3 separate regions of the Homo sapiens genome follow, and regions 2 and 3 are each linked to region 1. A link is an interaction called in ENCODE POLR2A ChIA-PET data of the cell type or tissue named here. Cell type or tissue: Caco-2. All regions are shown on one strand.

Evidence for each region. ChIA-PET counts read pairs that join two places held together with the same protein. Peaks named below come from ENCODE experiments on the same cell type or tissue, not always from the same donor. Only the 100,000 strongest peaks of a DNase experiment are listed, where the experiment ranks them.
Region 2: POLR2A ChIA-PET joins it to region 1 with 6 read pairs; 3 of 35 experiments call an interaction of 5 or more read pairs at or near these places.
Region 3: POLR2A ChIA-PET joins it to region 1 with 13 read pairs; 1 of 35 experiments calls an interaction of 5 or more read pairs at or near these places.

Annotation. Positions count from the first base shown.
Region 1 is chr7:66,409,831-66,417,830 of GRCh38, forward strand. No RefSeq gene overlaps it. Among named protein-coding and RNA genes, the nearest start is that of LINC00174, 13 kb to the left of the region's middle. In Caco-2, a CTCF peak has its summit at 4,149 (motif pointing left); a DNase peak (open chromatin) is centred at 3,761; H3K4me3 peaks cover 2,890 bases.
Region 2 is chr7:66,588,969-66,596,968 of GRCh38, forward strand. It overlaps the pseudogene RABGEF1P1. Among named protein-coding and RNA genes, the nearest start is that of KCTD7, 36 kb to the right of the region's middle. RefSeq lists enhancers at 258-759, 3,314-3,608 and silencers at 3,080-3,219, 3,480-3,549, 3,867-4,038. In Caco-2, no CTCF peak of the experiment used is centred here; DNase peaks (open chromatin) are centred at 2,708, 3,113 and 3,453; H3K4me3 peaks cover 2,273 bases.
Region 3 is chr7:65,790,764-65,798,763 of GRCh38, forward strand. It overlaps the pseudogene GTF2IP5. Among named protein-coding and RNA genes, the nearest start is that of LINC03006, 24 kb to the left of the region's middle. In Caco-2, no CTCF peak of the experiment used is centred here; a DNase peak (open chromatin) is centred at 4,118.

The DNA.
Region 1 (8,000 bases):
AGGAAACCTCTGTCAACAAATCTAAGTATTTGCCACACGTGTTAGCCAGATTTGAAGTACAGACAGTGGAATGACACTTATCCCAACGCCTCCCTTCCTCTCCCATCCTGACACATGAGAAAGCTGAATCCAAGAGAAATGAAGTCACCTGCTTGGTTTCGATAGCAAGTGTAGTAGTAAAAATAAACCAAAGCCCAGTTTCTGGGACCTTCCTTTTTTAGGTCCTAAACTTCTATAATTCATTCAGACATAACCCTTTACTGATACGTTATCAAATTAAAGACCAACAACAGGTGAAGGACTATGAGTCCCTTCATGTTCATATGAAAGGGCAAGACTCTTATCTCCAAAAAATAAAAAATAAAAAAATATTTCAATTTAAAAAAATAGTGTGATGGTCTTTGGCAATGTTTAAATAGAAAAGAAGAGTATCACTTTCAAATAAGCTGACACTTTCTGAACATGTAATAACCAGGGTCACAGAATCACAGAGGCCAGTGAGAAGACTAAAAAGTACCCCTGTGAGCCCCAGTGATACATACACCACCAGGAAAATTTCCTGTTCCTGTCGCTCCAACGAATCCACAGCAACATAATGTCGGCAAGTGACATGATCTGCCTCCCCTACCTCCAGGCAGCCACAGGGAAAGTGGAGAGCAAAGGGACCATTCCCTGTGTCACTGATAAATGAGGCTCAATGGGAAACACGAAGCATGAGGGGCACCCAAAGTTAGATGACAAGTTCAGTATCTCCCCTTTGTCTTCCTGCTTCAGGTATTATCTGCATCTTCTCTTTTCATGATAAGGAAAGAAGCAGCAATAGCAATAGCGTGTCTAAATGTGGGACTACCCATCGAGCATCATGGAACTTAATATAGAAGTTTATACAACCCTGAGAGCTTTCAGAACCTGGTGTCCTAACATGTACATCCAAGTTTTCTAAAGCTCTTGACCAGGCAGTAGACTATGAGCCCCCAGGAGTTCACGCAGGTTTTCTAGGATCTTCACACTGCTAACCACAGTCATGGCAACGCCTTCATTGCCTTTTTAAACAATTGTTTTCCCAATTGTCCCCTTAAAATTGGGCAGTTTAGGCTGGGCACGGTGGCTCACGCCTGTAATCCCAGCACTCTGGGAGGCCAAGGTGGGCAGATCACATGAGGTAAGGCGTTTCAGCCTGGCCAACATGGTAAAACCCTGTCTCTACTATGAAATACAAAAATTAGCTGAGCATGGTGGTGGATGCCTATAATCCCAGCTACTCAGGAGGCTGAGGTATGAGGTATAAGAATCCCTCGAACCCAGAAGGTGGAGGTTACAGTGAGCTGAGATAGTACCAGTGCACTACAGCCTGGGCAACAGGAGTGAAACTCCATTACACACACACAAAAAAGAAGCAGGCCCAAATATATATTTTTTTTGAGACGGAGTCTTGCTTTGTTGCCCAGGCTGGAGTGCAGTGGCGCGATCTCGGCTCACTGCAAGCTCCGCCTCCTGGGTTCACGCCATTTTCCTGCATCAGCCTCCGGAGAAGCTGGGACTACAGGCTGCCGCCACCACGCCCGGCTAATTTTTTGTATTTTTAGTAGAGACAGGGTTTCACCATGTTAGCCAGGATGGTCTCGATCTCCTGACCTCGTGATCTCCTGACCTCCCACCTCAGCCTCCCAAAGTGCTGGGATTACAGGCATGAGCCACGGCACCCAGCCAGGCCCAAATCTTAAAGTAAAACTTTTAGCATAGAAAATAAGAATTGGTGAGAACTCCATTCCCTGGTTACTTACCCCATAGGCTGAAGAGCTGCCTCTGCCTCTAAGGATCAGGGCATTCTGTTTTTGATGGCAGAATCTAAGTCAGAATGCAGCACAATCCCTGAAAAGTGAGAACATCAGGGTGAGTTATCCTGACCTTGAGACTGCTTCTCTCTTTCATTAAAACAAAACAAAACAAAATATATATATATACACGAACCAAGAAGCCGATCCCCTCTTGCCACCTCAGTTATTTGAACTCAGCTACTCAAGGTCTATTTTGTCGAGATCAAGGGCTCCCATGAGTGACTGTGAGGCAGATCTGATCACTCAGAGGGGGAAAGGTAACCTCATAAAACCTGAAGATGTGAAAGGAGAACATAGCTGCTGCTCAGAAACTCCACTAGCCCATCTTGAAAAGAAATTATCTACGAACAGAGTAATTCCCAGTTTCCAATTCTAGGCCTTATAGTTTTGCTGAGTGTCCCTAAACTTTTCTTTTCTTTTTTTGGAGACAGAGTCTTGCTCTATCCCCCAGGCTGGAGTGCAGTGGTGCAATCTCGGCTCACTGCAACCTCCGCCTACTGAGGTCAAGCAGTTCTGATGCCTCAAACTCCCAAGTAGTGGAGATTGCAGGTACATGCCACCATACCCGGCTGATTTTTGTATTTTTAGTAGAGATGGGGTTTCACCATGTTGGCCAGGCTGGTCTCGAACTCCTGAACTCAGGTGATCCGCCTGACTCAGAAACCCAAAGTGCTGGGATTACAGGCATGAGCCACCACGCCTGGCCTTCTGCTCTTTCTTATTTTGCCCACCTAATGTAAGAAAACTAAGGTAAAATACATTTTTTAAGCAAACTAAAAGGAAGCTCTCTAGGTGGTATGGCTACTATACTCAGGAGACTTTAACTTCCCTTGACCCAAAAATGGCTATCTGGAAGTCAGCATCCTCAGAGTACACTTCAGATGCAAACTAGAATACATCAGTGTAAACTAAGGAAGTCCACAGCCTTTGCTTGAGTAAAACTAGATGCAACAGGCCGGGCGCCGTGGCTCACGCCTGTAATCCCAGCACTTTGGGAGGCCGAGGCGGGCAGATCATGAGGTCAGAAAATCAAGACCATCCTGGCTACCACGGTGAAACCCCGACTCTACTAAAAATACAAAAAAATTATCTGGGCTTGGTGGCGGGCTCCTGTAGTCCGAGCTACTGGGGAGGCTGAAGCAGGAGAATGGCATGAACCCGGGAGGCGGAGCTTGCAATGAGCCGAGATCGCGCCACTGCACTCCAGCCTAGGCGAAAAAGCGAGACTCCGTCTCGGGGGGGAAAAAAATACACCAAGCGTGCACCACGCCTGGCTAATTTTTGAAACTTTTCTACAGACGGGGTTGCGTCACGTTGCCCAGGGCAGTCTCGAACTCCTTAGACCAAGCCATCCTCCCCCTCGGCCTCCCAAAGTGCTGGGATTATAGAGTCCAGCCAGCCTCATGTTTTCTTTAAGCAGTCCCTCCCTGTTGCACAGTTGGATAGTTTATTTTTTTATTTTTTTAGACATGGTTTACCTCAGTCTCGCAGGACGGAGTGCTGTGATGGGATCACAGCTCATGGCAGCCTTGAACCTTGGGGTTCAAGGAGCTGGGAAGTTGAGGTGAAACTACTGAGACTGGGTCGCGCCACGTTGCTGAGGCTGCTCTTTAACTCCTGGCCTGAAGGGATCCTTCCGCCTCGGCCGCATCCAGACATAGTTTTCTAGTTTTGACCCACAGAAACAGTGCTGGGTCGGAGTTTGTCAACTACCCATCTCCAGACAGCAACACAAAGGACCTGGCAGGGAGGTCGCGGTTACCAAGCTCCACTCTAAGGAGAAAACAGCCTAGCTCCAGGCACTGTACCGTCACTGTGACGTCGCGGAAGGCCCGGTGCTGTGACATCGCCGAAGACACGCGCCTTCGGCGAACGCCCGTCCCCGTGACGTCACCAGAGGTGCGCCCAATCGGAACTCGAGGCGGGGCTGCGGGGGAGGGGGGCCTGGGTCTTCCAGAAGCGCGCATGCGCAGGCGGGTGGCCACAGGCAGCTGTCAGCTTCTGCAGGCTCGGACCCGGCGGCAGGCAACAATAAGCTACAAGGGGAGCTTTACCACTGCCTGGATTACTACTACCTGCGCGTTGGGCGCAGCAAGGGCTTGACGCTACTGGAGCACGCGCTGCGCACCAACCTGCTGGCGCCCAGCGGGCACAAGCACAAGGTGGCGCAGAAGCTCCTCAATGGACAGCACAAGCCCGCTAGAGCCAGCTGCAGTCCTTGCCACGCACTCGCCTCACCTGAGGCTGTGTAGGTGCGGCCCCCAACACCTAACCCAGCCAGGTACCGGGGACCACAGCAGCGTCCCCTGCCGCCCAGCGCCGCTCATACTGGGCAGGGTTGGCCCCCTCTGAGGCTGCCCCGCATTAGGGAGCTGCACCCCCTAGCTTGACATCTGATGGCTGTTGCAGCAACATTAAAATCTTTGGAAATTTGTAGGGTGGTAGAAGGGGCTAGGAAACGAAGAAAACATCTTATTAAAAATAAAAGCGATCGGGCCAGGCGTGGTGGCTCACGTCTGTAATCCCAGCACTTTGGGAGGCCAAGGGAGGTGGATCACGAGGTCAGGAGTACAAGATCATCCTGACCAGGATGGTGAAACCCCGTCTCTACTAAAAATGCAACAATTAGCCGGGCGTGGTGGCGGGCACCGATAATCCCAGCTACTAGGGAGGCTGAGGCAGAGAATTGCTTGAACCCGGGAGACGGAGGTTGCAGTGAGTCGAGATCGCTCCACTGCACTCCAGCCTGGGCGACAGAGCGAGACTCCGTCTCAAAAAGAAAAAAAAAAGAATTGCTTGAGCCCGGGAGGTTAAGGTTACAGTAAGCCGACATTACGCCACTGCACACCAGCCTGGGTGACAGGACAGAGTGAGATCATGTCTTTAAAAAAATATATATGCAAGTGACAGCTTTTCTTCCAGTGCTAATGCTCAAACTGAGTAAAGTAATTGGGCCGGCCCCGTGGCTCAGGGGCCCTTAATTCCAGCACTTTGGGAGGCTGAGGTGGGCGGATCGCTTGAGCTGAGGAGTTCCAGACTAGCTTGGGCAACATGGTGAAACCCTGTCTCTACAAAAATACAAAAAATTAGCTGGGCATGGTGGCGCGGGCTTGTAGTCCGCACTACTTGCGGGGCTGAGGCAGGAGGATCGCTTGAGCCCAGGAGGTGGAGGCTGCAGTGAGCGGTGATCTGGCCACCGCACTCCAGCCTGGGCGACAGAGTGAGACACTGTGTCAAAAAAGAAAAAGAAAGTAACTGATCTATGTTTTTGTCTGATTTCCTACAGGATACCAAAGGACCTGTTCAAAGTATTTTCTGTAACTCCAACTGTAACTTGGTTCTAGAAGGAGAGAATCCATGTTTGGTCAACAGAACTTTTCACCCTGACTTCAGTTTACTGCTTCGATATCTTTTCCTAATTGATTGTTAATTAAGTTCTGCCTAGCAAGTATAAAAACCTCTGCCTCCTGGGTTCAATCAATTCTCCAACCTCAGCCTCCGCAGTAGCTGGAATTACAGGTGCCCACTACCACGCCCGGCTAATTTTGTGTGTGTGTGTGCGTGTGTGTTTTTTTTTTTTTTTTTTTTTTTTTGAGATGGAGTCGCGCTCTGTCGCCCAGGCTGGAGTGCAGTGGCGTGATCTCGGCTCACTGCTAGCTCCGCCTCCCGGGTTCACGCCATTCTCCTGCCTCAGCCTCCGAAATAGCTGGGACTACAGGCGCCTGCCACCACGCCCGGCTAATTTTTTGTATTTTTAGTAGAGACAGGGTTTCACCGTGTTAGCCAGGATGGTCTCGACCTCCTGACCTCGTGATCCGCCGGCCTCAGCCTGCCAAAGGGCTGGGATTACAAGAATGAGCCACCGTGCCCCGCCCACATTTTAGAAAACGAATTCTAAGGCACAGAGAGTTCAAGTACCTTTCCAAAGATGACACAGCTAATTAGACAGTAGACCAGGTGGCCTGACCCCAGGACTTTTGCCCTTGACCTCTACACTACCATGTTGAGCACAGCAGTAAATATTTCATACAGTTTTATACAGATTTTTCCTGTTGGTTGTGGTAAACCACGTATTGTTGTTTTGAGACAAGGTCTTGCTCTGTTCCCCAGGCTGCTAGTGTGAAGTGACACAAACATGGCTCACTGCAGCCTCAACCTCCGGGGCTCAGGCAATCCATTTCAGCTTCCCAAAGTGCTGGGATTACAGGAATGAGCCATCATGCCTGGCCTCACACTATATTTTAATGCTTTTTTTGAAAATAGAAACTTTTACCAATGACTCACTTCAAACTAATGATAAGGAAATGATGTTATTCTCTTTTGTTTTGTTTTTGCATTTTTTTTCTTGAGACAGGGTCTTGCTCTGTTGCCCAGGCTGGAGTAGGTAGTACAATCATGGCAGCCTCGACCTCCCAGACTCAAGCAATCCTGCCCCTGCTTCCCAAGTAGCTGAGACTACAGGTGCATGCTACCACGTTTGGCTAATTTTTGTTGTAGAGACAGAGTTTCACCATGTTGCCCAGGCTGGTCTCAAACTCCTGGGCTCAGCTATCCTCCACCCTCAGCCTCCCAAAGTGTTGGGATTACAGGCATGAGCCACTGTACCTGGTTGATGCTGTTCTTTTAAATGCATTTTTACTTTTTTTTGAGACGGAGTCTCACTCTTTCTCCCAGGCTGGAGTGCAGTGGTGCAATCTCGGCTCCCTGCAGCCTGGTCTTGAACTCCTGACCTCAGATGATCCACCCACCTCGGCTGCACACAGTGATTTTGCTCATTTTAGATACTAGAACTTTTTAATTAAAAAAAAAAATTCTTTTTTTGAACTGCAGTGCAGTGGCATTATCTCGGCTCACTGCAACCTCTGCCTCCCAGGTTCAAGCGATCCTCCTGCCTCAGCCTCTTGAGTAGCTGGGACTACAGGCACATGCCACCAAGCCCAGCTAATTTTTGCATTTTTAGTAGAGACAGGGTTTCACTATGTTGGCCAGGATGGTCTCGATCTCTTGACCTCATGATCCGCCTGCCTCAGCCTCCCAAAGTGCTGGATTACAAGCATGAGCCACTGCGCCTAGCCAAAAATAAATAAATAAATAAATTTGAGACAAACTCTAACTCTGTCATGCAGGCTGGAGTACAGTGGCAGAGTCACACCTCACTGAAGCATGAGTCTGGGAGCTGAGGCTGCCTTGAGCCATGATTTTGCCATTGCACTCCAGCCTGGGTGACAGAGAGGTCTTGTCTCAAAAAATCCATCCATCCATCAATCAATCGTTCCACTATAGGTAATCTGTCATTTGCTGTTTAACTACTTTCAAGGTTTTTTTTGTCTTTAATTCTGAGAGGTTTGTGACATATCCTTGCATAATTTATTTAATTTATCCTGTTTGTGGTTCATTCTCCTTCTTAAATCTACAGCTTTCTGCCTTTGAAAATTTGGGGGAGATCTTCAGCTGCTATTTAATTTTTTAGCCATATGCATTTTTCTCCTCTCCTTCTAGGACTCCAGTGACAAGAATGATAGATTTTTTTTTTTTTTTTTTTTTTTTTACCGTCCCACCTGTCCCTAAGCCTACACTTTAAAGGTTCAATTTTCTCTCTGTTGTTCACATTGGGAATTTCTATTGATCTATATCCCAGTTAATAGATCCATTCTTCAGTCACTGCAATTCTAATATGAATTTTTTTTTTTTTTTTTTTGAGATGGAGTCTCTCTTTGTCGCCTAAGCTGGAGTGCAGTGGCACCATTTTGGCTCATTGCAACCTCTGCTTCCCAGTTCAAGTAGTCATTCTTGTGCCTCAGCCTCCCGAGTAGCTGGGATTACAGGCATGCACCACCGTGCCCAGCTAATTTTTGTATTTTTAGTAGAGACAGGGTTTCACCACATTGGCCAGGCTGGCCTCGAACTCCTGAGCTCAGGTGATCCACCCGCCTCAGCCTCCCAAAGTGCTGAGATTACAGGTGTGAGCCACCATGCCCGGCCCTCTAATACGAAATTTAAGAACTTCCAGTTATTATCAGTTGCGATTCTAAAATTTCCATTTGGTTCATGTCTCCAGTGGTTTTGCTGGGGTTTTTTCATTTGTTTGAAGCATGTTTCTCTTTACTCATTGGTGAATTTTTATGATGTTTTCTTTAAAATCTTTGTCAGGTAATTCCAACA
Region 2 (8,000 bases), 180 kb after region 1:
GTCCTATTACAATTACTTGCTTACATGTCCACCCCATGCTCTTAGCCACTTAGCACAGTGCCAGGAACTGAGCAGGTGCTCAACAGATGTTTTCTAAGTTTCTCAAACGATTCATCAGAAGACTGGCACAGTACCTGCAGAGACAGTGTTCTCTCACTTTTGTCCCTTCCACACTCTCCAGGGCCCAGTGAAGGTGGGAGTAAAAAATTAAACAGCAAACAACTAACCTGACAAGCAGTGTTTCTCAGACTTGAATGCACATCAATATCACTTGGAAGACTAGTTAAAACACAGAGTACTGGGTCCAACCTCAGTTTCTGATTCAGCTGGCCTGGGATAGGGCCTGAGAATTCGAATTTAACAAGTTTCCAGGTGATACTGCTAGGAACTACCTTTGAGAACCACTACTATAAAGAAAACACCACAATTATGAAAATGTCCATTTCTTCTCATGACTTCATTCCCAATGGGAGACTCCCTTTTCTGAATATGAGGAACCATGAGAGAGCTTTTGGAAAATACGAAAATCAAGACTTTTTTTTGTTTGAGACAGAGTTTCACTCTTCTTCCACAGGCTAGAGTGCAGTGGCGTGATCTCGGCTCACTGCAACCTCCACCTTCCGGTTTCAAGTGATTCTCCTGCCTCAGTCTCCCAGTAGCTGGGATTACAGGTGCCCACCACCACAACAGGGTTTCACCATGTTGGCCAAGCTGGGCTCGAACTCCTGACCTTGTGATCGGCCCGCCTCGGACTTCCAAAGTGCTGGGATTACTATAGATGCGCGCCTATAGTCCCAGCTACTCAGAAGGCTGAGGCAAGAGAAGCCCTTGAACCCAGGAGGCGGACCTTGCAGTGAGCCCAGATCGCGCCACTGCACTCCAGCCTGGAGGACAGAGCGAAAATCCATCTCAAAAAAAAAAAAAATTAACGAGGCAAGCTAAATTAGTAGGTGGCAGGCCTGTGGTCCCAGCTACTTGAGAGTCTGAGACAAGAGGATCGCTTAAGCCTGGGTGGTGGAGGCTGCAGTGAGCTGTGTTCCCGCCACTGCATTCGAGAGAGAGAGAGAGACCCATTTTTTTTTTTTTTTGAGACGAAGTCTCACTGTGTTGCCCAGGCTGGAGTGCATTGGTATGATCTCGGCTCACCACAAACTCCACCTCCTGGGTTCAAGCAATTCTCCTGCCTCAGCCTCCTGAGTAGCTAGGATTACAGGTAGGCGCCATCACACCTGGCTAATTTTTGTGTTTTTAGCAGAGATGGGGTTTCACCATGTTGCTCAGGCTGGTCTCGAACTCCTGACCCTGTGATCCAACCGCCTCAGCCTCCCAAAGTGCTGGGATTACAGGCGTGAGCCACAGTGCCTGCCAGAGAGACCCGTTTTAACCATAAAAGGACCCAGCTAAAAACTCTTCCCTGGTTCTGTCACCATCAGATGAAGCCTAAGCTCCTACATCTCTGTCCTGCACTTTTTCACTTTAATAACCACCCTCCAGGCTCGGTAGCCCATGCCTGTAATTTCAGCACTTTGGGACACTTGAGGAGGGAGGACTGCTTGAGTCCAGGAATTCAAGACCAACCCGGGCAACACAGCAAGACCCCATCTTTACAAAATCTTTAAAAATCAGCTAGGTGTGGTGGCACGCATCTGCAGTCTTAGGTACTCAGGAGGTTGAGGTGGGAGGATCACTTGAGCCCAGGCAGTTGAGACTTCAGTGACTCGTGATCGTGTCACTGTACTCCAGCCTGGGTGACAAAGTGAGACCCTCTCTCTCAATTAAATAAATAAATAAGCACCTCCTTGTAGTTACTGGCCTCCTCTCCTTTGGTTCCCCCCTCTCCGTCACTCCACCCTGTTAGTATGAATGTTACTCATTCTTCAAGACACATGCAGAAAGTATTCCCTGATCCCTTCTAGGCTCCACACCCAACAGCACGGCCTAAATGCCCGGCTCCTTCCTCGGTGCTCCATCTTAGCTCACACTCCTTACCACACTGTTTTGAAAGTATCTTGACTGTCCCTTCTCCTCAACTGGCTAACTTCTAGAGAGCAGAAACATGACTGCTTGGAAGGTCATTAAAAATTCAAATCCTGAACACTTCTTAATCCTGCAGATATGAATCAGTAACTCTTAAAAGCAAAATGTTATTTATCATTAAATATTAACAATATAATCACATTTTCTTGCATCTCTGGCAAGTTTCTTGGCATAACAATTTTAAGGAGCAGACTCCAACAGCAGTTAAAGCCACGCGATGGCTCACGCCTATAATCCCAGCACTCTAGGAGGCCGAGGCGGGAGCATCGCTTAAGGCCAGGAGTTTCACACCTGCCTGGGCAACACTGTGAGATCCCATGTCGAAAAATATAATAAATAAAAACAAAGCAGTTTCAGGTTTAGAGGGAGGAAAGTAGCTCTCCGAGCCAAAAACCAACTCCCAAGGTGCTCCGGTAAACTCGTCCTGGAAAAATCTCCTATTTAATCTCAAAGGCAAAACGAGTCCACGGGCGCCCACGACACATTTCCCAACCGCAAGGATTGGTCACCCGCGCTGAGACACCGCCAGCTGCCTATGACCTAGCCTCCAAAGCGGCAGAGTCCCCCCTTCTCTCTCCCTCAACTGCCGTGATGGGCACCCCTCGGCTCTCCTCCCAGACGGTTCGGAAGCAGGGACTTCTGCTCCTAACCCCAGCCCCGCAGCCTCGCCCTCAGCCACGGGGTGGAAATCAGGACCACAGGCTTCAAATCCCCTCCCCACTCCGGGACGCTTCTGTCCCCCCAGGGCAACGCGGGATCAAGTCCCGGCGCCCCTGCCGCGGCCGGGGTCTGTGGTTTGGGTCCGAGAGTCCCATCCCGGAGCGTTCCGGGGATGTTCTGTGAGAGGCCCCGCCCGACCACAAATGTTGCTTCGGAACCAGCGTCCTGGACGGGGAAGTGGGAGCCGGGCCGAGGGAAGCCGCCGCAGAGGGAGGCGGCCAAGAAATGCTCCGCCTCACGCCTTCGGGGCTTGGCCGGCCGCTGCAGACGCCGGCAACCAGCGCCTGAGACAGAGAAGCCGCGCACTGGGAGGATTAAGGGAGCCGAGGGCGGCCTGGAACGGGGCAGGCGGGGCTGACGAGGCTGGAATGTGGGACGAAGGACAGCGGGAGGCACCGACGCGCAACCGCCCCCGCCGCGCGGACGGCACAGACCAACCGCTCCCCCCAACCCCGGCCCGAGACACCTCGCCGCCCCGCTCCCGGAGCTGAGAGCCGCGCTGCTCTTGGCCCTAGTCCTTCCGCTCCGTACCTCGCCTGCGTCTCCACCGGCGTCCAAAGCCCCGCTCGCCCGCGTCGTTCGGGTAGGTCTCGACTCCGCGGTCCGCTACCGCCTCATACCCACCCTCCTCCTCGCCCCGCTCCCGGCACCGCCAGAATGCACGTTACGCACGGCGTGCAAACGTCACTTCCGTGGCCTTTGGCTCAGGACGGGAGGAGGTGTGGATCCAAAGGTGGCGCGTGCCTGTAACCCCACCTACTAGAAAGGCTGAGGCAGGAGGATCTGTTGAACCTGGGAGGCAGAGGTTGCGGTGAGCCGAGATCGTGCCACTGCACTCCAGCGTGGGTAAAAGAGAGAGATTCCCTCTAAAAAAACGAAAAAAAAAAAAAAAAAGAAATCCAAGATAAGATCACAGAACTGGCAGGTTTGGTTTCTCCTGAGGCCTCTCTTCTTGGCTTATAGATAGTCACTGTCAGGCCTCCGAGCCCAAGCTAAGCCATCATATCCCTTGTGACCTGCATGTATACATCCAGATGGCCTGAAGTAACTGAAGAATCACAAAAGAAGTGAAAATGGCCTGTTACTGCCTTAACTGATGACATTACCTTGTGAAATTCCTTTTCCTGGCTCATCCTGGCTCAAAAGCTTCCCCACTGAGCACCTTGTGTCCCCCGCCCCTACCTGCCAGAGAACAACCCCCTTTGACTGAAATTTTCCTTTACCTACCCAAATCCTATAAAACAGCCCCACCCCTATCTGCCTTCCCTGACTCTGAGTCCCTTCCAGGACTCAGCCTGCCTGCACCCAGGTGAAATAAACAGCCTTGTTGCTAACACAAAGCCTGTTTGGTGGTCTCTTCACACGGACACCAGTGAAAGTGACCTCTTCACTGTGTCCTTACATGGCCTTTTCTCTGTGAACATGCATTTTTAGTGTCTCTGTGTGTGTCCAAATTTCCTCTTTTTATAAAGTCACCAGTTGAATTGGATTAGGGCCCACCCTAATGGCATCATCTTAACTCACCTCTTTAGAGACCTTGTTTCTAAATACAGTTGCATTCTGATGTACTGGGATTAGGACTACAACATATGAATCTGGTGGGGATCACAATTAAGCCTATAACGTAATCATAATTACTTAAAAAATAAATAACATGGTGATATAGAATAACCAGGCAGGAGTGAGGGTTAGGGAGGCTAGGGAGATCGTGATAAGATGATGGCTCCAAGTTGAGAGCATGAGGGACTGTGAGGGTGAAGCCACGTGAGAAGAAAGAGGAGAAGGAAGATGCCAGCTGTCCTGGAGTTTAGGCAGGACTTAAGTGACTTTCAGACTGATCACTTATCCAAATATGAAAACTCTCAGGACTCAGAAAATGATACGACTGAGCAACAGTGCAGCACCAGGGCAGATGTTTTGGCTTCTTCTTGTGTAGCTCATCTCATATCTCCAGTTAGAAACTTTCCTTTTTTTTTTTTTTTTCTGAGACGGAGTCTCGCTCTGTCACCCAGGCTAGCGCAGTGGTGTGATCTCGGCTCACTGCAAGCTCTGCCTCCCAGGTTCTCGCCATTCTCCTGCCTCAGCCTCCCGAGTAGCTGGAACTACAGGCGCCCACCACACCCGGCTAATTTTTTTGTATTTTTAGTAGAGACGGGGTTTCACCGTGTTAGCCAGGATGGTCTCGATCTCCTGACCTCGCGATCCGCCCACCTCGGCCTCCCAAAGTGCTGGGATTACAGGCGTGAGCCACCGTGCCCGGCCAAGTTTCCTTGTATTTAATGTAGAATCTGATGGGAACAGGCCCCCCAAAATCTGGCCATAAACTGGCCCCAAAACTGGCCATAAACAAAATCTCTGCAGCACTGTGACATGTTCATGATGGCCATAACGCCCTTGCTGGAAGATTGTGGGTTTACCGGAATGAGGGCAAGGAACACCTGGCCCACCCAGGGCGGAAAACCAGAAAAACGCTTATAGGCATTCTTAAGCCACAAACAATAGCATGAGCGCTCTGTGCCTTAAGGACATGCTCCTGCTGCAGTTAACTAGCCCAACCTATTCCTTTAATTCGGCCCATCCCTTCGTTTCCCATAAGGGATACTTTTGGTTAATTTAATATCTTATAGAAACAATGCTAATGACTGGCTTGCTGTTAATAAATACGTGGGTAAATCTCTGTTCAGGGTTCTCAGTTCTGAAGGCTGTGAGACCCCTGATTTCCCCCTTCACACCTCTATATTTCTGTGTGTGTATCTTTAATTCCTCTACCGCCGCTGGGTTAGGGTCTCCCTGACCGAACTGGTCTCGGCAGAATTCCTCTTGCTGGGATATAAACCTGTATCCTCTTGTTCTGTCCCCAGAGAAGAGATGTCACAAGTCTGTTCATGTATTGGAATACTATTATTTATCTTTTCGGCAGACTTATTTTCTGCAAGTTGTTTTGGCTTTTCTTCTATAACTGCATCTGGGTAACCTGGCAGTGCAGAGCCAGGCCCTGGGCTTCAAGACAGGGACACACCAAGTCTCAGCACACAGACATGTCCCCACTCTGCTACCCAGCAGCCTAGGGAGTCAGCTGGACTAGTTAGTCGGCTTTGTGAAACTCTTCATCTGGGAAACAATGTTAGATTCTGGTTAAATTTAGCTCTGAATATGATCTTATCTATTTAATAATTTTTAAGTTTTTCTAAAAATCAAGTCCTCTGTACTTCTCTTAAGCTTTGGAGCCTAAATTAGAAATAGTCCTGAAATCAAAGTCTGATTTCTCCCTCTTATTTTTCTTTACATTCTGTTTCAGCTAATGATGCTTGTTCATTTATTGAACAGTTAAATAGCAGCTTGGACTCAAGTTCACTATAAAGTTCACAATTACTCCTTGGCCATTTCCAGCCAACAGTGGCTGCCATATTCCAGCCATGCCTTTCCTCATTTTGGTCACCCACTGACATCTAAGTTGTTCACTAAATCCAACAGTGTGTGGGCACTTGGCAGATAGTGGGTCTCCATGCTGGACATCCATGACAACGGCCCATTTGATTTTTTTGTTTGTTTTGTTTTGAGACAAAGTCTCACTCTGTTGCCCAGGCTAGAGTGCAGTGGCACGATCTCGGCTCACTGCAACCTCCACCCCCAGGTTCAAGCGATTCTCCTGCCTCAGTCTCCAAGGAGCTGGGATTACAGGTACACACCATCATGCCCGGCTAACAATGGCCCATTTGATATTCTCACCTTCTGGCTTCTAACTGCCACCTCCCCTCATAGAGTTAGGTAGAGTAGATCCCATCCAAAATCTAGTCTTATGGAATCCCCATCTGATGACCATCATCTTACTTTCTCAACACCCTTGTGTCATAAGCTTGCTTTCAGACCCTATCAGGCTTTGGACCTGTACACCTTTCCCAGTTGCAGAGTCCAGAAACTGGCCCCTGTCTTATTTCTTCTTTACTTCATCCAGGTCCCATCATTCCAACCACATTCCCGCAGGTTAGCCCCATCCTTTGATGCTCACTGCTTGAGCACTGCCTCTACTCGTCATCTTGCCAGGACCCCCCAGCTATCTGGCTTTCTCGCTCTCTCATGTTGATCGCTGGGCCTTGTGAGACAAATGAAAAGCTGATCTGATCTGAGTTACTACAACTCATCAGAGCTGGTTTTCTCGCTTCATCCAGGTCCTCAGTGCTGCTTGGAAATTATTGTTTGTCCTCATGCAATTTCGTCTCTGTTTCTCCCACAATGGCTATCCCAAAATGTCGCCACTTTGTTCCAGCCCCTTTCTTGACCTATTTCTTTATAGTTATCTTTATTTGCTGATCCCTCACTTCTCTAATTAAAGGTATAAATTATTCAAATTACTCTGTGATTTCTATCTCCTAATACAAATGACCCTAAATACAAGACAGGCCAGATGACCCAAGGAGACAATGATGGTGTAGACTTTTTTTTTGAGACTGGGTCTCACTCTGTTTCCCAGGCTGGTGTGCAGTGGCCTGATTACAACTCACTGCAACCTTGACCTCCTGGGCACAGGCAATCCTTCCACCTCAGCCTCCTAAGTAGCTGGGACTACAGGCATGTACCACCACACCCAGCCAATTTTTTTTTTTTTTTTTTGAGGCAGAGTTTCATTCTTGTTGCCTAGGCTGGAATGCAATGGCATGACCTCAGCTCACCACAACCTCCGTCTCCCAGGTTCAAGCAATTCTCCTGCCTCAGCCTCCTTAGTAGCTGGGAATACAGGCATGCACCACTACGACTGGCTAATTTTGCATTTTTAGTAGAGACAGGGTTTCTCCATGTTGGTCAGGCTGGTCTTGAACTCTCGACCTCAGGTGATCCACCTGCCTCGGCCTCCCAAAGTGCTGGGATTACAGGCATGAGCCACTGTGCCCAGCCCAATTTTTTTTTTTTAATATTTCTTGAAGAGACAGGATTTCACCATGTTGTTCAGGCTGGTCTGGAACTCCTGTGCTCAAGCAATCTGCCCACCTCAGCCTTCCAAAGTGCTAGGATTACAGGTGTGAGCCCCTGCACCCAGCCCAATGTGTAAGCTGGTCTTACATGTCAGATACAAGGTTCCAAGAATTCCATGTTATTTATTTTGAATGGGTGACACGTGAATGCACATGGGATGCATTTGGGCAGAGCAGCAGCACCAGAGTTCATCTTCCTCTCTTGGGTGGGACATCAGGAATAGTCCCCGCTGGTGTCCACTTTGGGAAGCTCTGGGATTCAGCTGGCCTCTG
Region 3 (8,000 bases), 620 kb before region 1:
GACCTCAGGTGATCTGCCACCTTGGCCTCCCAAAGTGTTAAGATTACAGGTGTGAACCACCGTGCCCAGCCTATTTTCTTTGTTAGAGCTCTTTATTAGAGCTTTCTTTCTTTCCCATCTTTTTGTTTGCCATTGTGCACTGTCAGAGTAAGTGACCACAATTTGTAGATTATCTACCACCTTAGGAATTTAAGTTGCCAAGAACCAATAACTAGCCATTTAGTATGAAGGTTTTTATTGTCAGGAAATAAGTGTTGGGAATCAAGTATGAATTATGTGTGCATATTAGGTCTTTACAAATTTGTGCAGTTAATCATTCTCATTAATACTACAGTGAATAAATGTTCTCAAGTTGGGTTAATGGGTGTGTCCTGAAATACTGCTCCTTCAGCTCTCACAGTATCTTGGGGCAATTAGTGAAGGTCAGTCAGTGTGCCAAATAGATTTTGTGTGGAGTATGGCATGGAAAGTGGTTGAGAAATTCTATAGTAGGGTAAGAAAATAATCCTTGTCCAGGAGTCCTGCAGTGGAGAAGACAAAACTCAGTGCTTAACTCATAGGTTAAGCATGTTTTTTCTTTCTTTTTTTTTTTTTTTGAGACAGAGTCTTGCTTTGTTGCCCAGGCTGGAGTGCAGTGGCATGATTTTGGCTCACTGTAACCTTCACCTCCTGGGTTCAAGCAGTTCTCTTGCCTCAGCCTCCCAGTACCTGGGATTACAGGTGCACACCACCATGCTGGCTAATTTTTGTATTTTTAGAAGAGATGGGGTTTCACCATGTTGGCCCGGCTGGTCTTGAGCTCCTGACCTTGTGATCAGCCTGCCTTAGTCTCCCAAAGTGCTGAGATTACAGGTGTGAACCACTGTGCCTGGCCCTCAGCATGCGTTTGATTTAGCCAAAGAATCAAAGCATTGGTGAAGAATTGAAGATTGGAAGTTACACATTTTTTGCTAAGGGAAGTAATAGAGAAAGAAAAATATTCCTGGAGGTAAATCTTCAGTTTGGATTAATGTGAACATGAAGAAACCTGTAGAAACCTTCATTTCTCAAGACAAAGCTCAAATTCAAGGTTGTGAGGAATGCAGTCACTGCTTTTGTTAGGGGCAGTTGTGACAGTGATTGCAGAAACTGAGACTGCAAAGCCCGTATTATATAAAGAATGTGCAAGTGCCATAGAAGACACTGCAAGGATTGGGTGCTGGAGCAGTGCTGGACCTGCCATCATCACCAGAGTGCAGCAGAGAGAATCTCCTCTCTTGCCATCACTAACCCAGCACTTGACTTTGTCCCACTCCTAAAAGATCTTGGAAGGAATTAAAGGTGCTTGGTGGTTTCTCATTCCAGCATAACCTTACTTGGCCTGACCATGAACCATGCATTAGTCTTTGGACAGGGCAATTCAAATCACAGACCACATAACAAAAGAATTTTGTGGCCATCAGAACTGTCTCCTTAAACACACCATGGGTGCACTGTGTCCTCAGCTTGGTGAAAGGTAGATGTCACACACGAGAAGGTGGTGGAGCCAGGCATGTGATGGAGCCTCGAAGAGTGGGAGGTGGCAGCTGGCTCTGTGAGGAGGGTGTGAAGTCCTCCCTGGGAGGAGCAGATGCCAGAAAAGGAGGTGAGGGTGGGCAGAAGAGGAGGCTGAGCAGCAAGTGAATAGACGTGCTCGACCTCAGAGGAGGAGAGTCCCATGTCTTTATTGGTAATATTCTAATGTGGTTGATACCGGAGTTATTTTCTGTGGCTGAATGGTTCAACTACTCTGAAATCCATGGGGAAAAACAAAACAAAACAAAAAAAAACTCATACTAAAAACCCTTGAGATGCTAAGTTTTAAAGTAAAGGAAATGTTACAAGATTTTCTGAAACCACCAACCTTTAGCAGTATTTTCAGACCTTCTCCAACATTTTCCACTGCCTTTGTCAGCAATCAGAGATGACCTTCACACTGAGGCAATCTTCCACTTCCCTTACCCTTTTCCTTTTCTCTCTCTTTCTCTCCTTTCCTCATCCAGTAACTCCAGTCAGACTCCATTGTCTCCAGGTCGACTTTCGTCATCATCCACAACTCCTCCACACAAGCCCTGAACACGTGTCCATGTAAGTGACATCCTTTGTCTTTATTTTTTTATTTTATTTTATTTTATTTTATTTTATTATTTTATTTTATTTTTTTATTTTATTTTATTTATTTTATTTTATTTTAGAGATGGAGTCTCCCTCTGTTGCCCTGGCTGGAGTGCAGTGGCACAATCTTGGCTTACTGCAACCTCCACCTCCCGGGTTCCAGCATTTCTCTGCCTCAGCCTCCTGAGTAGCTGGGATTACAGGCACCCACCACCACACCTGGCTAATTTTTGTATTTTTAGTAGAGACGGGGTTTCACCATGTTGGCCAGGCTGGTCTTGAGCTCCTGACCTCGTGATCCACCCGCCTCAGCCTCCCAAAGTGCTGGGATCACAGGCGTGAGCCACTGTGCCCGGCCCATGATTTACTATTTATAAGAACATGGGCTTACTACTTGTGTAATACTTATCCCTGTATTTTAGGTGGGAGTTGCTGAGGTTTGGTGACTACATCTGGCCTCTCAGGGAAATGGCCAAGTTGTTCACATCTCACCTGTATAATGTGAAGTTGTTTGTCAGCTTCATTGGTTACTACTGTGAAATGAGTTATAAAGGGAAATTTTTATTTTTATTTTTTTATTTTTAGTAGAGACGGGGTTTCACCGTGTTAGCCAGGATGGTCTCAATCTCCTGACCTCATGATATGCCTGCTTCGGCCTCCGAAAGTGCTGGGATTACAGGCATGAGCTACCGTGTCTGGCCATAGTAAGGAAAATTTTTTATAAAAAGAAATAGATTTAGGCCGAGTGCAGTGGCTCACACCTGTAATCCTAGCACTTTGGGAGGCCAAAGTGGGTGGATTGCCTGAGCTCAGGAGTTTGAGACCACCCTCGGCAACATGGTGAAACCCCATCTCTACTAAAATACAAAAATCAAAACAAAACAAAAAAATTAGCTGGGCTTAGTGGTGAGTGCCTGTAGTCCCAGCTACTGGGGAGGCTGAGGCATGAGAATTGCTTGAGCCTGGGAGGCGGAGGTTGCAGTGAGCTGACATCATGCCATTGCCAGCCTGGGCGACAGGGCAAGACTCTGTTAGTAAAATATGTCTAGTACCAGATGCTTTTTGGTCTCCTAATGACCTATCAAACTGCAGGGTTTTCTGGCTTTGTAATATATTCAGTTCCACATTTATTCAAGAATTGAGGACTTTTTATATCTTCATTATGTGCCAAGTACTGGGTGGGACAGTAGGTGACAGAGATGAACAAATCCCTAATCCCAGGATTTCACAGTGGATGTTGGAATTTAGTGCCATTTAGCCTCATTCAATTCTGCAGTAGTCCCAAGATTTTCCAAGATCATCCTGTCCTCCAGTGTCCTGTTGATTCAACTTCAGAATATATCCCAGAGTCTGTCCCTCTTCATTCCTCACTGCTGCCACCCTGGATCCATCTGCCATCATCTCTCACCTGGTTTATCTCAGTAGTCTCCTAACTGGTTTTCTTGTTTCCATGCTTGCCTCCTTCAGTCTATTCTGTCTTTTTTTTTTTCTTTTTTGAGACAGAGTCTTGCTCTCTCACCAAGGCTGGAGTACAATGCTGTGATCTCTGCTTACTGTAACCTCCGCCTCCCAGGTTCAAGCGATTCTCCTGCCTCAGCCTCCCTAGTAGCTGGGATTACAGGCACAAACCACCATGCCTGGCTAATTCTTTTGTATTTTTAGTAGAGACAGGGTTTTGACATGTTGGCCAGACTGGTCTTGAACTCCTGGCCTCGAGTGATCCGCCTGCCTCAGCCTCCCAAAGCGTTGGGATTACAGGTGTGAGCCACTGCACCCAGCCTGTCTACTCTCAACACAACAGCTAGAACAGTCATTTTTCAGTGGAATTTAGATCATGTTTACCCCTCTGTTCAAACTCTCCAGTGGCTTTCTGTTTTCTACATGATCTTGCCCCCTACTACCTGTCTCACTGTGCTTCCTGCTATTCTGCTCTTACTCCTCTGTATAAACACTGAGCTCATGGCGTTTCCTTTAACATTCCAGGCATGCTTGACCCTGTCCTGTCTCTGGGCCTTGCTGTTCCCTCTGCCTGGAACATTCTTCCCCTAGTGTCTGCATGGCTCACTGTCTCACTGCTTTGGATTGAGGCTCAAAAATCACCTTATCAAAAGTGCCTCCAGGGTGCTCTGCGTAAAATGTATCCTCAACTCATTTCCTATTTGATGTCTGACTCCCCCACTCTTCTTCACTAAAACGTAAGCTCCATAAGGAAAGGGATTTTGTCTGTTTTGTTCTGTTGTATCCCTAAATACCTAGAAGGTGCTCAGTAAATATTTCTTGGTTGAATGACTAAATCAGCCTATTATTGAATCAGTCAATGTCCTCTGTAGGAGGGACTTCTCACACCAGTGGTGCATATCTGTATGTTAGCTGGTGTAGGGAGGGACATGGTCAGAATGGCTCTGTCTGTGTGGAATAGTTTTGCTTAGCATAATCCCAGCAGGCTCCTATTGGGGTTAAGCCACAGTTTTAGCCTTATTAGTATCACTCTTTAATCATAAAGTCAGAGGATGTTAAAATTGAAAGGGATTTGGGAGACTATTCGGTTCGCTTTCTCATTATTGATGTGAGACTAACAGAGCCTAGCAAAAGTAAGTTAATTACTCACAATCGTAAAGCTGTACAGGTCAATCTGAAATTAGGCTTCTGACATCACTCTGTAGTCTTTCCTACGTGAGTTCTCCCCTGGCTGAGACAGTTCATGGGCTTTCAGGTTTGACAATTTTCTCTCCAGTCTCTAAACAGGAGCTTCTATCTGGACATTCTAGGTTAGCCTAGATGGATGATGACCCTGTGAGGTGTGGAAAATCCCAAAGGTTGACCACTGTGAATAGGAACTACCCTAGATGTGTCAGGAGCACCGCAGGCACGCTCACTCCTCCATTTGCTGGAGTCATGTAGGGTGGACGAAACCCAAATCAAGACCATTTGCTGCTTCAGTTCTTTTATTGCATGTGACAGTCCAATGTGTCTCCATTTAAATTCAGATTTTTTGATGAATGGTCAGACCAGCTGCAGGCCCTTTGGGCCGGAAGTCTTGATCTCGCCAACTGTTCATATTCTTTTTTCTTTTCTTTCCTTTTCTTTCCTTTGCTTTTCTTTCTTTCTTTCTTTCCTTTCTTTTTTTTTAGATGGAGTTTTACTCTTGTTGCCCATGCTGGAGTGTAATGGTGTGATCTTGGCTTACCGCAACCTCTGCCTCCCGGATTCAAGTGATTCTCCTTCCTCAGCCTCCCGAGTAGCTGGGAATACAGGTGTGTACCACCATGCCCCGCTAATTTTTCTATTTTTTAAGTAGAGATGGGGTTTTACCATGTTGGCCAGGTTGGTCTCGAACCCCTGACCTCAGGTGATCTGCCTACCTCAGCTTCCCAAAGTGCTGGAATTACAGGCATGAGCCACTGTGCCCAGCCAATAACAGATATTTTTTGAGCCCCTGCCAAGTGCCAGGCACAGATCTAGGTGCTGGGAACTAAGGGGAGAATGAGTAAGACAGTCTCTTTTCTCGGGGAGCTTCCGTTCTAGTGGTGGTGGTGTGGTGGTGGAGAAGCAGGCTATATACATGCAACAAATGATATGTGTTCAGACGGTGATAAGTAATTTGAAGAAAATAAATAGAGCTTTGGGAGTTAGAAAGTTTGGGCATTAGGATGGGCACTGACCTATTGGGGTGGGCAGTGAAGACCTCTCTGAGGAGGTGACATTTGAGCTGAGGCAGCTCACTGGGCAAGAGTGGTTGTGATGGGTAGAACATGAAGTGCAGGGACCTGAGATGTGAGTGGACTTGGCACGGTGTTTAAGCACCATAAAGATGGTCAGGGTGGCTGGAGCATAGTGGATCCTGGAGAAGCAAGTAATACTCAGATGAGGATGGAGCACCTTCTAGGCTATGGAAAGGAATCTGGATAATTCCAATGGAGTAAGAAGCACTGCAATTAAATCAGGGGTCGGCAAACTCTGTGGCCCATGGGTCAAATCTAGCCTGATGCCTTTTTTTATGAATAAACCATATTGGAACACAGTCTCACCCATGGGTTTACATATTGTCCATGGCTGTTTTTAATGTTACAAGAGCAGAGTTGAGTAGTTTCAACAGAGAACATATGGCCCAGAAGCCTAAAATATTTACTCTCTGGTTTTTATAGAAAAAGTTTACTGACCCCTGAATAAAATCTCAGTTTTGAGGAGGAGACACTCTGGGTACTATTGGCATGGTGTACCCAGGTATACTTTTGTCTCTTACCATTCCCAGACTGGGTATTACTCTGTGAATGAATGGTAAGAGACAAGAGTGTACGTGAATAGTTCAGATAAGAAATAACTAGATGTTTGCTGGGTGCGGTGGCTCACGCCTGCAATCCTAGCACTTTGGGAGGCTGAGGCATGTGGATCACGAGGTCAGGAGATGGAGACCAGCCTGGCCAACATGATGAAATCCCATCTCTACTAAAAATAGAAAAATTAGCTGGGCGTGGTGGTGCACACCTGTATTCCCAGTTCCTTGGGAGGCTGAGGTAGAAGAATTGCTTGAATCCAGGAGGCGGAAGTTGCAGTGAGCCGAGATCGCGCCACTGTACTGCAGCCTGGGTGACAGAACAAGACTCTGTCTTGGAAAAAAAAGAAAAAAGAAATAACTAGATGTTGAGCCACCAGAAAACAAAGATCACACTGTTTTTATTCTGTTTAAAAACACCTAGCTATGCTTCATACTCATTAAATATTGTTGAATGAGTGATGAGATGCTGAATAGGAGGTGCCAGTGAATATGAAGGGGAAGCGAGGTTTTGAGAGATATTTAGGAGGTAAATATGATCCACCTGCCTCGGCCTCCCAAAATGCTGGAATTACAGGCCTGAGCCACTGTGCCTGGCCAAAGGCAGGTGTTTTTGTTTTTGTTTTTGTTTTTTTAGATGGAGTTTTGCTTTTGTTGCCCAGGCTGGAGTGCAATGGCATGATCTTGGCTCACTGCAACCTCCGCCTCCTGGGTTCAAGTGATTCTCCTGCCTCGGCCTCCCGAGTAGCTGGGATTACAGTCATGTGCCATCACACCTGGCTAATTTTTTGTATTTTTAGTAGAAACGGAGTTTCACCGTGTTAGTCAGGATGGTCTCTATTTGCTGACCTCAGGTGATCTGCCTGCCTCAGGCTCCCAAAGTGCTGGGATTACAGACATGAGCCACCGCGCCCAGCCAAAGGCAGCTTTTTAAAGGGTTGCACAGCACTTCATATGCTACTTAAAATGAGATTATTCTTCTTCATTCTTAGAATGCCAGTTGGTTTTATTCGTTGATAAATTCCCAGTTAGTCATACTCACAAGCGCAACATTGTTGATGGGTCTGACATCCCTTCGTAACTTAAGAATCATTAGTATGACTGCCCTATGGAGGCATACTGCTCTATCTCAGGTTTATTTCAATAATAAAACCTTTGGAAGTTTTAATAATGAAACCTACTTAAGGCCCTTTGCTCAAGAAGTCTGAGTCACTAATCACCGCAATTACTCCCATGGCAGCTGTAGAGCAATTTAACAGGATAATAGTGAATAAGATAAATTACACTTCAGATTCTTAATGGATTGATGTGCAAAAGTATGTTAGGGAAGATGGGGGTGGGAGAAGAGTGCCTTTCAAATTTCTGCACACAGTAATACAATAGGGAACTGGGCCATTGTAGCCATTACTGCTAGGGATTAGTCATCTAGTAACAACCTCTGGGGCTCAGTGGTGAGTAGAACATCCTGTTTATTATAGACAGCAAATTGGGTTAATTCTCTTGTTTGTGTGCCTCTGTGGAGGGGGTGGAAATTCTAGGTGATCTGCTAATTGTCTGATTTAGAATACTCCCCTTTCTACTAAAGAATTAGTAT